2 separate regions of the Homo sapiens genome follow, and region 1 is linked to region 2. A link is an interaction called in ENCODE POLR2A ChIA-PET data of the cell type or tissue named here. Cell type or tissue: A673. All regions are shown on one strand. Each heading gives the region's core, and the rest is flanking DNA. Links, peaks and the distances in the headings are about the cores only.

Evidence for each region. Peaks named below come from ENCODE experiments on the same cell type or tissue, not always from the same donor. Only the 100,000 strongest peaks of a DNase experiment are listed, where the experiment ranks them.
Region 1: POLR2A ChIA-PET joins it to region 2 with 5 read pairs; 2 of 35 experiments call an interaction of 5 or more read pairs at or near these places.

The regions. Positions count from the first base shown.
Region 1 is chr3:136,148,201-136,155,270 of GRCh38, forward strand. MSL2 (MSL complex subunit 2) reads right to left here. Exons shown (of 2, transcript NM_018133.4): 2 at 717-4,538. The coding sequence ends at 2,947. Among named protein-coding and RNA genes, the nearest start is that of MSL2, 45 kb to the right of the region's middle. In A673, for the core only: no CTCF peak of the experiment used is centred there; no DNase peak of the experiment used is centred there; H3K27ac peaks cover 2,589 bases.
Region 2 is chr3:136,881,110-136,888,410 of GRCh38, forward strand. All of the region lies in intron 1 of NCK1 (NCK adaptor protein 1), which reads left to right. Among named protein-coding and RNA genes, the nearest start is that of NCK1, 23 kb to the left of the region's middle. In A673, for the core only: no CTCF peak of the experiment used is centred there; no DNase peak of the experiment used is centred there.

The sequences.
Region 1 (7,070 bases), core at 2,071-7,070, 730 kb before region 2:
CCTAAATTTTATTTCAGAGGCAAGGTCTATGTTGCCCAGGCTGAGTTCGAACTCCTGAGCTTAAGTGATCCTCCCACCTCAGCCTCCTAAGTAGCTGAGATTACAGGCACACACCACTGTGCCTAGCTTTTAATTTTTTTAAAAAGAGAAAAGTATAAAATACCATACTTTGAACTTAGTATTTTCTAAAGCATTTCTGTTTTTTATCTATGATATGGTTATGGACAATTTATTTTTCATCTGATTCCCATAAAACTTTTACTCTTCTTCAACAAGGTCACCAATAAATTGTTTTAACTAAGAATACAATGAAATAAAAGGAATTCTTTATCCCTAGGACCATACTACACCTCCTCCCGGAAATGCAGACTTAATAAGGCTAACCAAAAAGATAAAATTGTCAGCTCTAAAACTATTACCTAAGGTAAAAGATCATTTGATCATTTATATTAATAACAAGGACTCAACAATTCAGGATGTGTCTTATTAAATGCTGCTGTTCTTTGGTGGTTTCAAATCCTGATGAAGTAAATCCAGTTACTTCAGTAATAATCTCTCAATCATCCCTCGTTAGCCATTTGTCAGCATTCCTAAGTAACTCGTGGTATAAAGAAAAATAATATAAAAATCAAGGCACTGTGATTACTCTTCCCCAGATGTATATAATACAGACCATTCAGAGCATGCTATCCCAAACTCTTCAGTATTCTACAACATAGAATTAGAAAACTATCATTTATTGATAGATTTAAGGTGTAATACAGGTTTCCAAAAATGTGGCAGTGAGAATACCAGCATAAAAAAGAGAAACTTGTGCTAAAAACAACCTGAATTCATCATTGGCAATATTACATAACAATCAAGGCCCTCACATACTAATGATTTCCACTTTGTCTATATTGCCAACCTCCCATGCATCAAAAAAAAAAAAAAACCCACAAGATTATCAAACTTGGGAAGCAATAAAGTACTCTATGAATTTTAAGATCATAATATTAGGAAAGTTTGGTCGATTTGCAAAATATATCCTCATCCATGTGTACAATCTCATTTCTAATCATTTTTGCAGTGATCATTAGTGAATAAAGAACAGATTTACAACTTTATATAGCAGGGCATCTGGGTTCAACACAAAACTGTTACAAACGTTAGGTAAATACACGTTTCATAAGACACTGCTAACACTTAAAGGAATTAAATAAAATTCCAAATCTTGGAAAGCAAATAAAGACAAGACAACTAAGAAGCATTTTCCACCATTTACTCTTGTTATCAAAAATAGTTCAACTCTTCTTGCAAAACAAAAACAAAATAGTACATACTGGACACATACATCACATTTTTCTTCCTATGGCTTTAGCCCACCCCCACCCCACCAAAAGAGACCAAAAAAAAAAAAAGAAAAAAAAGCCCAACAACAACAACAAAAACAACTCTACCTGACCACATTCACAGAAAATGACACCAGGATACACTACAAAACAGAAGGAGGTGTCATCTGCTCTGTGTCCAAAGGTTTCTTCTCCATGTCTTGTACTAGGCGAGTAACCATCATTGAACATGCTGTGTGCCAAATCAAAACATAACTTCAGCATATGTCAGATCTTACTAGAGATGGTGAACGTAGTAGAAATTGGAAATTTTCCAGCAGTATTTTTCTTTAAATAAGCACTGTCAAAGCTGCAGCTCTTCTTTTAAATCACAGGTTATTTCATTACACCTAGTCAGTCCTTGTTTTATTTGGGCTGTGCTCTTTCAAGCAACTGACTAGATTTCCCTTCAACAGAATGTTTGTGACTCACTTGTCTTCCCCATAAAAATTAACCGGAAGAAGTGCATTTAAACTGAAACATACTTTGTGCTTTACATGCAAAAGAGCATTCTAAAGAAAATCCTCCTAGCTTCAACCTACCTAAATGCACAGGCTTTATAAAAAGGCATTCTTATTAGGCCTCTATAAAGAAGCCTTCATAATGAACAGCACCCTAAAAAAAAACTAGGAGCATATTCAAAATAAAGACTGTGGCAAATAAACTATTAGAGAAAATAAGTCAAAGTGGCGGCCAGTGGCAATAAGTACAATACACAAATCTGGGCAAGTCTGGGAGCATTATTCCAAAATTATTTTAAGTAAATCCCAATTACTAAATAAAATCTTTTTATAATTTTAAAAAAATTCTGTCACATACTACATAGTCTAAATTTAATTACCTTCAGAATAAAACTACTCTCCTTCATTTATCCAATTAGAACACTGCTCAAAGTGAAGGAGGGATTTAGAATTTCTTCCCTAGAAATGAGTAACAGCTAAACATTTGTAGTCTGACAGAATTTTACTTTTTAAAAAGATTTCTTAAACATTCTAATGAGGGGGAATTTTTTTTCATAATACTGCTGATTTAAGAACTGCTACATACACCAGTAGCCAATATTTCATGATCAGAAATGGTATGATGTCAGCACAAAGGTTGAGCTGGACACATCAGCTTTCCAACAGGAGAAACATCAATGACATCTGAAGGCAGCACTGAGTTTCCTGAACTAATGGCTACTTTTCCACAAAAAAATTAGCACAATCTTTATGGACTGACTAGATACCACTTCCTTACATTTAATCATAAACTTTGATTATGCACAAAGCATGGCCATAAACAATGAGGTTAATGTTATTTTTCTTGCCAAAGTTCATTTTGTATAAATCAGTTGCATCAGCTTTGTTCTCAAACTATGAGGTTCTGTAAGAACTAAGGACATATAGTTGTAGGGTTACTCCTCCATTATCTGCAAACTATTTCCCCGACACTAACACATATAACTTAGCAATGAAAACACTTGATACAAGTGATCTATATGCAGGAGCTCCGGCAAGTTAAACCAACAGAACCATAGCTGCCGTAAAACTGTAGCTATTTCCCTACCAGGAGTAGGTTTAAAAGACCCACTGATTTAACAGTCGAATCTCATGTCTATAGCTTCATCCAAACTTTTATCATCATGTGTACTGGCAGCTAAAAACGTCGTTACTGGGGACCCTGTGACATTTATTACACTGGTGCTGGTACTAGCGTTACGCACAGCAATGCTAGTCACGTTAATGCCCAAAGTGAGCCTGGTCTGCTCCAAGGCCTTTTCTGGCACGGCAAATGCCTCCAGCTTCTTCTCCCCATTGGCCATATAGGAGTTTTGGCAGCCACGACATATACAATCTAAGCAGGCTTTGCGGTTAGAGTAGCAAGGGCAGCGTTGGCCTCGGCATGTAAGAACACTTGGATTTTGAGTAGCACGCCCACATTTACACCCTTTCTTTTCCTGGGGTTTTTTGTACACAGTCTTGGTAGGACTTCCTGGCATAAAATGATGACTAGGAATCTTTTCCTTTACTGCTTTGTCTTTTTTAAGAATACCTGGCTTGGTTTTAGAGTGAGATTTCTTGGATCCATGTTCATGACTCTTTTTCATGCTTTTAGTAGATAAAAGTACAGTTTTGCTGATTTTAGGTGTTGTGCCTCCATTGGGAACAGTTGCTATAGGTTGAAGAGAAATTTTGCTCTCCCGTTTCACTGTCACAGGAGCAGATGCCCCCAGTGTTGGGCCTCGGATAATGGTAGAAATTGGAAGTGGCTGAACTTTCTCACTGTCACTCTCTGATCTGGATCGTTTTCTATTCAATTTTGCTATCTTCGGAGTTGCTGCTGTACATGATAACCCATGAAGTGCAGGACTGGTGGACATAAAAACATTATGGCTAAGAGACTGGGAAGAAAGCTGCAGAAAAGGTCCATTGGATACAGTGGCTTCCAAGTTCGGCTGCAAATTAGGGCAACAGACCTCTGTATTTGAAACAGTTTCTAAGCTGCGGAGTACTTCCTCAACACTCAGTAACAGAGAGTCTCCAGGTTTTATATCTTCACTGAAACTGCAGATATCAATGCCTGTGGAACATAAGTCAGTGGCTACTGTGTCACAAACGGGTGGCAGGCTGTCAGACAGATCCTCAGTTTTTATGTCAACAGTATTACATACGTCAATCGTATTTGAATGTTCAGGTGAAGGAATATTTATACCAAATCTATCTATTGAAAGCCCATTATAAGTAGGCAAACCATTGATAACAGAACTGCCAATAGCAATGCTGAGGGTGCTTTCAGACATTGGAGATAAACTAGCTTGAGGATCAGTTGTGGGTTCTGAGGTTGAAGGTAAAGGGGAATGTGTCAAACACAAAGTAAAGGATGAATCTGAGGGTTTTTCTGTCTCCTCACAAAACAATGATCCATCATTAAGCAAAGCCAAAATATCAGAAGAACAGTCAACTGCTTCTATTATATCCCGTGCCAGTGTAGTCTGTGTTATATACTCGCATAGTTTTTTGTAGCAGTTCACTAGGATGCTTAACTGCTTGTTTTCCTCAAACTGCTCATAGTCTTTGCACCAGCTACAGGAAGGTTTCATCATCATTTTCTTGCCTTTACAAGTTTTGCAGACATAATGTTGGCAGGTGGAGTTGGTGGGTGCAATAGGATCTTGTAGCAAATGTCCTAAGGGGGAGAAGGAGGAAAGCAAAGATTTTAGTAAAATAAATTTACCATTTCATAAACTGAAGTTTAGATGACATAAGTAGTCTATCAAAATTGAGATGAATTAAACTCACTAGACCAGATAACAGAAAATATATCTTAGAAGAAACGGAAGAATCTTCAATTAGCTCGCTTGATTTCATGCCATATTCCCCATTCAGTTATCTCAAACCAAAATCATCCTTGATTCTGTGTCTCTCTCCCCAAGCAATACGTTCTGGTCCACCTTCTTATCCTCTTCCTCCAAAGGCTATAAAGTTAAAGAGGTGAAGATCAGACACCAGAAGCACAAACTAGGGTTAAAACCCTTTGGATAGCCAGGTGTGGTGGTGTGTGCCTGTAATCCCAGCTATTCAGGAGGCTGAGGTGATGGCTTGAGCCCTAGAGTTCAGGCTACGGTGAACTATGATCTTGCCACTGCACTCCCGCCTGGGTGACAAAGCGAGACCCTGTCTCAAAAACAAAACCAAAACCCTTTGGACCTCAACCTAACACAACATGGCAATGCTACAACATGCTGAACAAAATCATATTGATTATTTTTTGCTGGACACTGGGGAAACAGATATGAGTAAGAGAGATTTAGTCCCTGCCCTCATAAAAGATAGTCTTGAGGGCATTCATCAGTAGAAAAGTATCTTCACAGAAAAAAAAATTTTTTCAACCAGTTTTTAATGCATATATACTAATCATAAACTTTAAAGAAAAAAGATCAAAATGTCATTTCAGGCCGGACACAGTGGCTCATGCCTATAATCCCAGCACTTTGGGAGGCTGAGGTGGGCGGATCACCTGAGGTCAGGAGTTCAAGGCCAGCCTGGCCAACATGGTAAAACCCCATTTCTATTAAAAATACAAAAAAATTAACCGGGCATGGTGGTACGCACCTGTAGTCCCAGCTGCTAGGGAGGCTGAGGCAGGAGCATCACTTGAACCCAGGAAACTGAGGTAGCAGTGAGCTGAGATCACACCACTGCAATCCAGCCTAAGCAATAGAGCGAGACTTAGTCTCAAAAAAAAAAAGGCCAGGTGTGGTGGCTCATGCCTGTAACCCCAGCACTTTGGGGGGCTGAGGTGGGCAGATCACCTGAGGTCAGGACTTTGAGACTAGCCTGGCCAACATGGTGAAACCCTGTCTCTACTAAAAACGCAAAAATTAGCCGGGCAGGGTGATGGGCACCTGTAATCCCAGCTATTCAGGAGGCTGAGGCAGGAGAATCCCTTGAACCCAGGAGGCGGAGGTTGCAGCGAGCTGAGATTGTGTCACTGCACTCCAGCCTGGGCGACAAGAGCAAAACTCCGTCTCATTTAAAAAAAAAAAAAAAGGAGTTTCAGTAGGAGAGAACTATGTTCAACTACATTAAAACAAAGAAAAAAGGAGTACTACTCAACTCAAATTCTTCTAGAAAAAAATACAAAATGGAAAAAATTATATTTAAACTTATTAAAGAAAACAAAACTAGGGTATAATACTGGGCTCAAATTCTTCTGACAGATTTCAAAACGACCATGGTTTAATTATAAACCACAAGTATCCTAACTGCGACAATACAGTATAATGAAGTAGTCCCCCGACTTGACACAATTCTCAAATTATCAATGACATATACATACAAACCAAGAAGGGAAAGGAACTAGACCCAGTTCCCATCTCCACTCTTACTCTCCAAAGCTGCAACTGCTCCTTGGTTCCCAATCCAGACAAATGGTCAGCAATTACCCAAAGCGGTACCTCTTCTCATAAATCACACAAAGAATATGTTCAACCACAACAGAAATTAGAAATCAGTGGGAAAAAAAAAAATGAGAAAAATCCCCAAGTATCTGGAAATTAAACATATACCAAAATAACTTATAAGCCAAAAACATCATAAGAGAAACTGAGAAAACATTTACCAAATGAAAACACCACATATCAAAATTTGGAGAATGCAACTAAAGCAGTGTTTAGTGGGAAATCTATAGCTCTGAAAGTCTGTATCAGAAAATAAGGTCTTAAGCTAGGCACAGTGGCACGTGCCTGTTGTTCTAGCTCTCTGAGAGGCAGAGGTGGACACTCATTTAAGCCCAGGAGTTCAAGACCAGCTTGGGCAAGACAGCAAGACCCTGTCTCTAAAAAAAATTATAATACATTTTAAGAAAGCGGCTGGGCAGGGCGCAGTGGCTCACAACTGCAAATCCCAGCACTTTGGGAGGCCGAGGTAGGCAGATCACGAGGTCAAGAGACTGAGACCATCCTGGCCAACATGGTGAAACTCCATCTCTACTAAAAATACAAAAATTAGCTGGGAGTGGTGGCACACGCCTGTAGTCCCAGCTACTCGGGGGAGCTGAGGCAGGACAATCGCTTGAACCCGGGAGGCAGAGGTTGCAATGAGCTGAGTATGGTGCCACTGCACTCCAGCCTGGCGACAGGGCAAGACTGTCTGGAAAAAAAAAAAAAGACGCTGGATGCGGTGGCTCATGCTTGTAATCCCAGCACCTTGGGAGGCC
Region 2 (7,301 bases), core at 1,717-6,716:
TGTCTTTTCTACCTCCAAATACATCTTGAAGTCTTCTGTTCTTTATCTGCATCACCATACTACTCAAGTCAAGCAGCCATCATCTCTTCACTTACACTATTGGCCTCTTATTTTATTTAATTTTTTTTGAGATGGAGTCTCACTCTGTCACCCAGGCTGGAGTGCAGTGGTGCAATCTTGGCTCACTGCAACCTCTGCCTCCTGGGTTCAAGCAGTTCTTCTTCCTCAGCCTCCTTAGTAGCTGGGACTACAGGTGCACGCCACTACGCCCGGCTAATTTTTGTATTTTTAGTGGAGACGGGATTTCACCATATTGGCCAGGCTGGTCTTGAACTCCTGACCTCATGATCTGCCCGCCTCGGCCTCCCAAGTGCTGGGATTGGAGGCATGAGCCACCACGCCCAGCTTCTATTTTTTATTGTGGTAAACTGCATAAGCATAAAGTTGAACATCTTAACCATTTTAAGTATACAGTTCAGTATTAAGTATATTCACATTGTTGTACAACCAGTCCCCAGAACTTTTTCATCTTGTAAAACTGAAACTGTATACATACTAACAACTCCCCAAGTCTTCCCTCCTCCTAGCCCCTGGCAACCACTATTCTTCATGTTTCTCCTTTATGTTTGTATAAATTTGTTTGCTCTATGTACCTCATATAAATGGAATCATATTGTCTTTCCGTGGCTGGCTTATTTCACTTAATGTCTTGAAGGTTCATCCGTTTTGTAGCACATGTCAAAATTTTCTTCCTTGTTAAGGCTGAATAATATTCCATTGCTTATATATACCACATTTTGTTTATCCATTCATTTGTTGATGAACAGCTTGGGTTGCTTCCACATTTTAGCTGTTAAGAATAGTGTTTCCATGAACATGGGTGTAGAAATATCTGTTCAGGTTCCTGCTTTCAGTTTTTTGATGTACACCCAGAAGTTGAATTGCTGGATTATATGGTAAACTATTTTTTATCTTTTGAGGAACCACCATACCATTTTCCATAGCAGCTGCACCATTTTACATTACCACCAACCGTGCATAAGAGTTCCAATATCATTACATTTTCACTAACACTTGTTTCCTGCATGTTTTTTTAAAAATAGTAGCTATCTTAATGGTGATATCTCTGTGGTTTTGATTTGCATTTCCATAATGGCTAGTGATGATGAGCATCTTTTCATATGCTTGTTGGCTATTTGTATATATTTCGAGAAATGTCTATTTTGTTCGTTTGCCCATTTTTCATTTGGGTTATGTTTTTGTTGAGTCTGAACAGGTCTTTTTATTTTTACTTTTGTCTGTCCATTTAACTCATTCTTCACACAGCAGCACACAACAGCCAGAGAAATGTTTTTAAGATTTCTGCATTAATGATACAACAATACCTCTTACTTGGCAGCATAATACAATGAAAGTTTACATTACTTTCCCACATCACTGTGTGTGTGTGTGTGTGTGTGTGTGTGTGTGTGTGTGTGTGTTGAGGGGCACCTTTGCTTTATGCAGTCACTTGGAGCACAGGCACCTGTATCTTATGTCACCACCATAATCAGCTTTGGCTTCTCAGATTGTTTTGGAAGGGGAAGTGTGTGTGGAGAAAGATTTTAGGGTCCAGGCTAGAAGTGGCATATATCACTTTTACCCATTCAGTTCCATTGGTCAGAACTGAGTCATGTGATCTTATCTAATTGCAGGGGTGGCTGGGAAGTGTAGTATAGCAGTGTCTTAATGAAGAGAACACAGTCATTAGTGAATACTAGCAGTCTCTTTCACAGCGTGTGTTGGATTATAATTTCCTTGCTTAAAACCCTTATTACATGACTTTTTTAAAGACAGTCTCATTCTGTTGCCCAGGCTGGAGTGCAGTGGTGTGATCTCAGCTCACTGCAACCTCCGCCTCCTGGGTTCAAGCAATTCTTGTGCCTCAGCCTCCCAAGTAGCTGGGATTACAGGCATGCGCCACCACACCCAGCTAATTTTTTGTGTTTTTTAGTAGACACAGGGTTTACCATGTTGGCTAAGGCTGGTCTCGTACTACTGGCGTCATGTGATCTGTCCACCTTGGCCTCCCAAAGTGCTGGGATTACAGGCATGAGCCCCCATGCCCAGCCTACTTCTTATTACATGTAGAATAAAATTGGCCTGTGTCTCTCCCAACCTCACATTGTACCACTTTTGCCCTTGTTCTCTGGCCACATCTCTAGCCATACGGTCATTTTCTGTAACGTGAGACTTTTTTTTCCCCTCCTGGAACCTATGTACTTTGCAGTTTCTTTTGCTTGGAGCACTCTACTTTAAATATTTACATGACTGCCTCCTCTTCATCCTTAAAATGCCCACTTAAATTTTTTTTTCTCTAACTAAAAGCTGTAATTAGAGTAGCACTCATATTCTCTGTCCTTTATGGTAGCACTGTGTTAATCTTTGTCACAGCATTTTTTGCAACCTATAATTATTTTATTTGAAAAAATTTAATTTCCTCTGCTAGAAAGAGGTGTCTGTCGTGCTCACTGTTGTATCCCTGCATTAATTGGCCAGTGCTTAGGATACATTAGTCATTCAGTAGATATGTTGTTGGAGGGAATCTATTATATAGAACCGACTGAAATGGAGATAGTTGAATTTTAACCAAGGGCTCTTATGATAATTTAGGTGAGTTGCTGAAGGCTTGAGTTTTAGTGATGTCAGTGTAAATGGAACAGAAAAGGATGGATGAGAGACATTTCAAGAGAAAAACCAACACAAATTGATGTGTGACTTAAGGGGAGCCTGGGTGAATTGGAAGATAATGATTTACAATTATAATTAATAGATTGGTAAAGAGGATAGAAGAGCTGGATTTTTGGAGATGATGCATATTCAATTTTTGGAGATTGATGCATATTCAATTTGAGGTGATAGCAAGATATTTAAGTAGAAATGTTGAGGAACAGTAGCTTGGATTAGAGAACACAATTCAAATTACAGAGTCTAGGCCAGAGGTGATACGATGAAGTCATAATAATGAACGAGCTATCTAGAGAGAGGGTATATGTGAGAAGAGCAGATGGCTCAGTGGAAGGAAAATGAGGAGCCAGAAATGGAAACCAGAAGCAGGTGGCGTGGAGGGAGGGAAACCAATTTAATATAGGGGTAAGGAAACCAGCAGTTTCAAGAAAGAGGGATGATTAAGTTGGCTGCATCCAGTAGAGCTATCCCTTGTCATATGCATTTGAAAGTTCTGAAATGTTACCTTTTATTAAGTAGTTTGAGATCAGAGGGTACCTTGGGTTTTATTTATTCTATAAGAAAGTATAGCTTAATGAGAATGATAGAGTACAGCTTTGAGTTCTTGTCTTTTCTTTTTTTTTGAAACACGGTCCTGCTCTGTGGCCCAAGCTGGAGTGCAGTGGTGCAGGCTTGCTCACCGCAACCTCCGCTTCCTGGGTTCAGGCGATTCTTGTGCCTCAGCCTCCAGAGTAGCTGGGATTAGAGGCGTGTGGCACTATGCCCGGCTAATTTCTGTATTTTTAGTAGAGATGGGGTTTCATCATGTTGGCCAGGCTGGTCTTGAGGTGATCCTTCTGCCTTGGCCTCCCAAAGTGCAGGCTTGAGCCACCATGCCTGAGCTTTTTTTTTTTTCTTTTTTTGAGAGGGAGTCTCACTCTGTTGCCCAGGTTGGAGTGCAGTGGCCTGATCTCAGCTCACTGCAACCTCTGCCTCTTGAGTTCAAGGGATTCTCCTGCCTCAGCCTCCCAAGTAGCTGGGATTACAGGCACCTGCCACCACAACTGGCTAATTTTTGTATTTTTAGTAGAGATGGTTTTTCACCACGTTGGTCAGGCTGGTCTTGAACTCCTGACCTCAAGTGATCTGCCCACCTCGGCCTCCCAAAGTGTTGAGATTATAGGTGTGAGCCACTGCGCCTGCTGAAGTTCTTATGTTTTAGAGATATTTACTTAAATATTTATGGATGAAAATATTTTTTCAGGTATACACTGAAATATTTACATAAATTTTTAGAGGTATACACCGAAATATTTACAGACAAAAGTTTTTTGCTTCAAAATACTTAAGCAAGGAAACAGGAATGGGTGAGAATATGGATATTGTGGCCGTGGACAAGTGGCCATGAGTTGATGATTTTAGCTACATGATGGGTTTAAGGGGTTTGTTCTCTTCTTTAATGTATGTTTGAAATTTTACATAATAGAAATTATAAAAGGAGGGAATTGTCTTTTCCAGCTGTAATCTAGGGCACATTACTTAACTTTTTTGAGACAGGGTCTTGCTCTGTCACCTAGGCTGGAGTACAGTGGCCTGATAACTCTTCAGCTCCTTACGTAGCTGGAACTATAGGTGCATGCCACCATGGCTGGTTAATTTTTGAATTTTTTGTAGAGACAGGATTTTGCCATGTTGCCCAGGCTGGCCTCCAACTCCTGGGCTCAAGTGATTCGTCTACCTTGGCCTCTGAAAGTGCTGCAATTACAGGTGTGAGCCACAGCACCCAGCGTACTTAAACCTTTGAAGCCTTAGTTTCTTCAGTTAAAAATGGTGATATTAATACTGATTGTATCAGTTTGCTGTGGTGATTAATGACAGTGTATTAAAACTACTTAGCATACTTACTCTGTGCACTCATTGTCCAGTAAATATTTCTGAAGTGAAATACAGTGAGATAATACAGTTAGGCATCAAGGTTAAGGGGTTTGTAGAGGGAGAAAAGGTTCTGGGCTCTTTATAGCAACCTTTCATAAGAGATATGTTCTTTTTAGAATGTTATAAAGTTGGAATGGCTAACTTAAAAGCTTCCATAGACATAATATTTATTTATTTTGGCATGTTTTTAATAGGAGTTTTCTGATCTGAACGTGTACAAAAGCAGCAGTACAGTGGTATTTCATCTGTTCTAAACCACATCCTTTTACTGAATGTTATTCCGGAAGCATTTATAAGGCAGGTGCCCCTTTGAAAGACATTGTCCTTTAAAGTAGTTTGAAACTAAATTTTCATTTAACATTAAAGTCAAATGAGGGAATACTTAAGATGGAAGCATGGGTTAATAAAATTGTATTAACACTAATTTCTTAGAGCACCTGACTTAAAGTATATATTTTTTGGTAGTAACTTGGCTATAGGTAGTATATAGTTATCCTTTTTTTTTTCTTTTGCAGTAAAACTTGGTTATGGATAGTATATACTTGTCCTTTGGTATCCATGAGGTGTTGGTTCCAAGACTCCTTGCAGATACCAAAATTTGAGGATGCTTGAGTCTCTTGTGTAAAATGGGGTACTATTTACATATAACCTATGCACATTCTCCTGTATACTCGAACTCATCTCTAGATTACCTAATACATTGTAAATGGTATTTAGGTAGTTAATGCTATATTGTTTAGGGAATAATGACAAGGAAAAAACGTCTGTATATGTTTAGTACAGGTGCTTTTTTTTTTCCTGAATGTTTTAAATCCACGGCTGGTTGAATTCATAGATGCGGAACCCATAGATACAGAGGGCCAACTGTACTAAGAAATTGCTGTCACAGTCTGTAGATGTCATACAGTTTTGTCTCCAGATAAATGAGAGACCTGTGAACACAAAGGAAACTTTCTTGTATGCCTTTTCATTCTCATGTTTTTAAAGTTCGTTCATTTTTTGTTTAGGGAACTTTAATGAGTTACTTAGGCAGAGTTTGGAACTGTCCTGTAGTTACATGATCAGTCTTTTTTTTTTTTTTTTTTCCTATCTTTCTTTTTCTTTTTTTCTGAGACGGAGTTTTGCTCTTATTGCCCAGGCTGGAATGCAATGGCACAATCTCATCTCACTGCAACCTCCGCCTCCCAGGTTCAAGCGATTCTTATGCCTCAGCCTCCCAAGTAGCTGGGACTACAGGCAGGTGCCACCATGCCCGGCTAATTTTTGTGTTATTAGTAGAGACGGGGTTTCATTATGTTGGCCAGGCTGGTCTCGAACTCCTGACCTCAGGTGATCCACCTGCTTTGGCCTCCCAAAGTGCTGGGATTACAGGTGTGAGCCACTGCACCCAGCCCCTATCTTTTATATTGTGTTTTATTTCTTTAGAAATGAGGTTTCACTGTGTTTTCCAGACTGGAGTACAGTGGCTGTTCACAGGCACCATCATAATGCTGTGTGGCCTCCAACTCTTGGCCTCAAACGATCTTCCCACCTTATCCTCTTGAGTAGCGGGGACTACAGGAGTGCACCGCCATGCTCAGCATTTTTTTTCTATCTTAACATAAAATGGAAAAGTTACTGTTGCCTTTTCTCCTGATAAATAGCAGCCTAAGTAAGACTGGTAGTTTGGAATAAAGGATAAGTTAAAAGGGCAGGAAGGTGAGGAAAGAAGTGTTTAAAAATGAAGGCGAGAAGGAGAAAAAGAAGTTGAGAGATAAAGTTTATATTTTCCTGTGCCTTAGTATCGACTTGCAGTGAATTAGTTGAAAGTTGCCTTGCCAGTTACATATAATTGGTGACTTTTAAGTTATTTGTCACCTGGAACAGACATAACTTCTTTAGCATACAATTCAGATACAACTGTCATTGAATTTATGTTTCCATAAAATTGGTGGTAGAATTTTTAGCATTAGGTAGGAGAAGAGGACAGGGAAAGACAGCTGTGTCTCAGGCACTGTACTGTTTTACCTATTTTGTTAAATCCTCACAGCAACCCTGTAGGTAGGTGTTAACTGAAGCAGAGAGGTTAGATAACTTGCTCAGTGTTACACACTGATGATAAATGACAGAGCAAGAATTCAAACTGTAATGTTTCGGTTCTTGTTATCTTTTATTCATCGCCTTTATTGTTTCTTTTCTTTCTTTCTTTCTTTCTTTTTTTTTTTTTCTTTTGAGATGGAGTCTTGCTCTTGTCGCCCAGGCTGGAGTGCAATGGCATGATCTCTGCTCACTGTAACCTCCGACTCCTAGGTTCAAGCTATTCTCCTGCCTCAGCCTCCCAAGTTGCTGGGATTACAGGCGTCTGCCAGCACGCCTGGCTAATTTTTGTATTTTTAGTAGAGACAGGGTTTCGCCATGTTGGCCAGGCTGGTCTCAAACTCCTGACCTCGTGATCTGCCTGCCTCGGCCTCCCAAAGTGCTGAGATTACAGGTGTGAGCCACCGTGCCTGGCCCTCCTTGCTTTATTTTATGATTCCATTCAGTCATTAGTCTTGTCGGTTTTTAAAAAAAGGTTTTATTGAGATATGATTCACATACTATACAGTTCACTCATTAAAAGTATACAATTCAGCTTTTAGTATATTCAGAGTTGTGCAACCATCACCACAATATCAGAATTT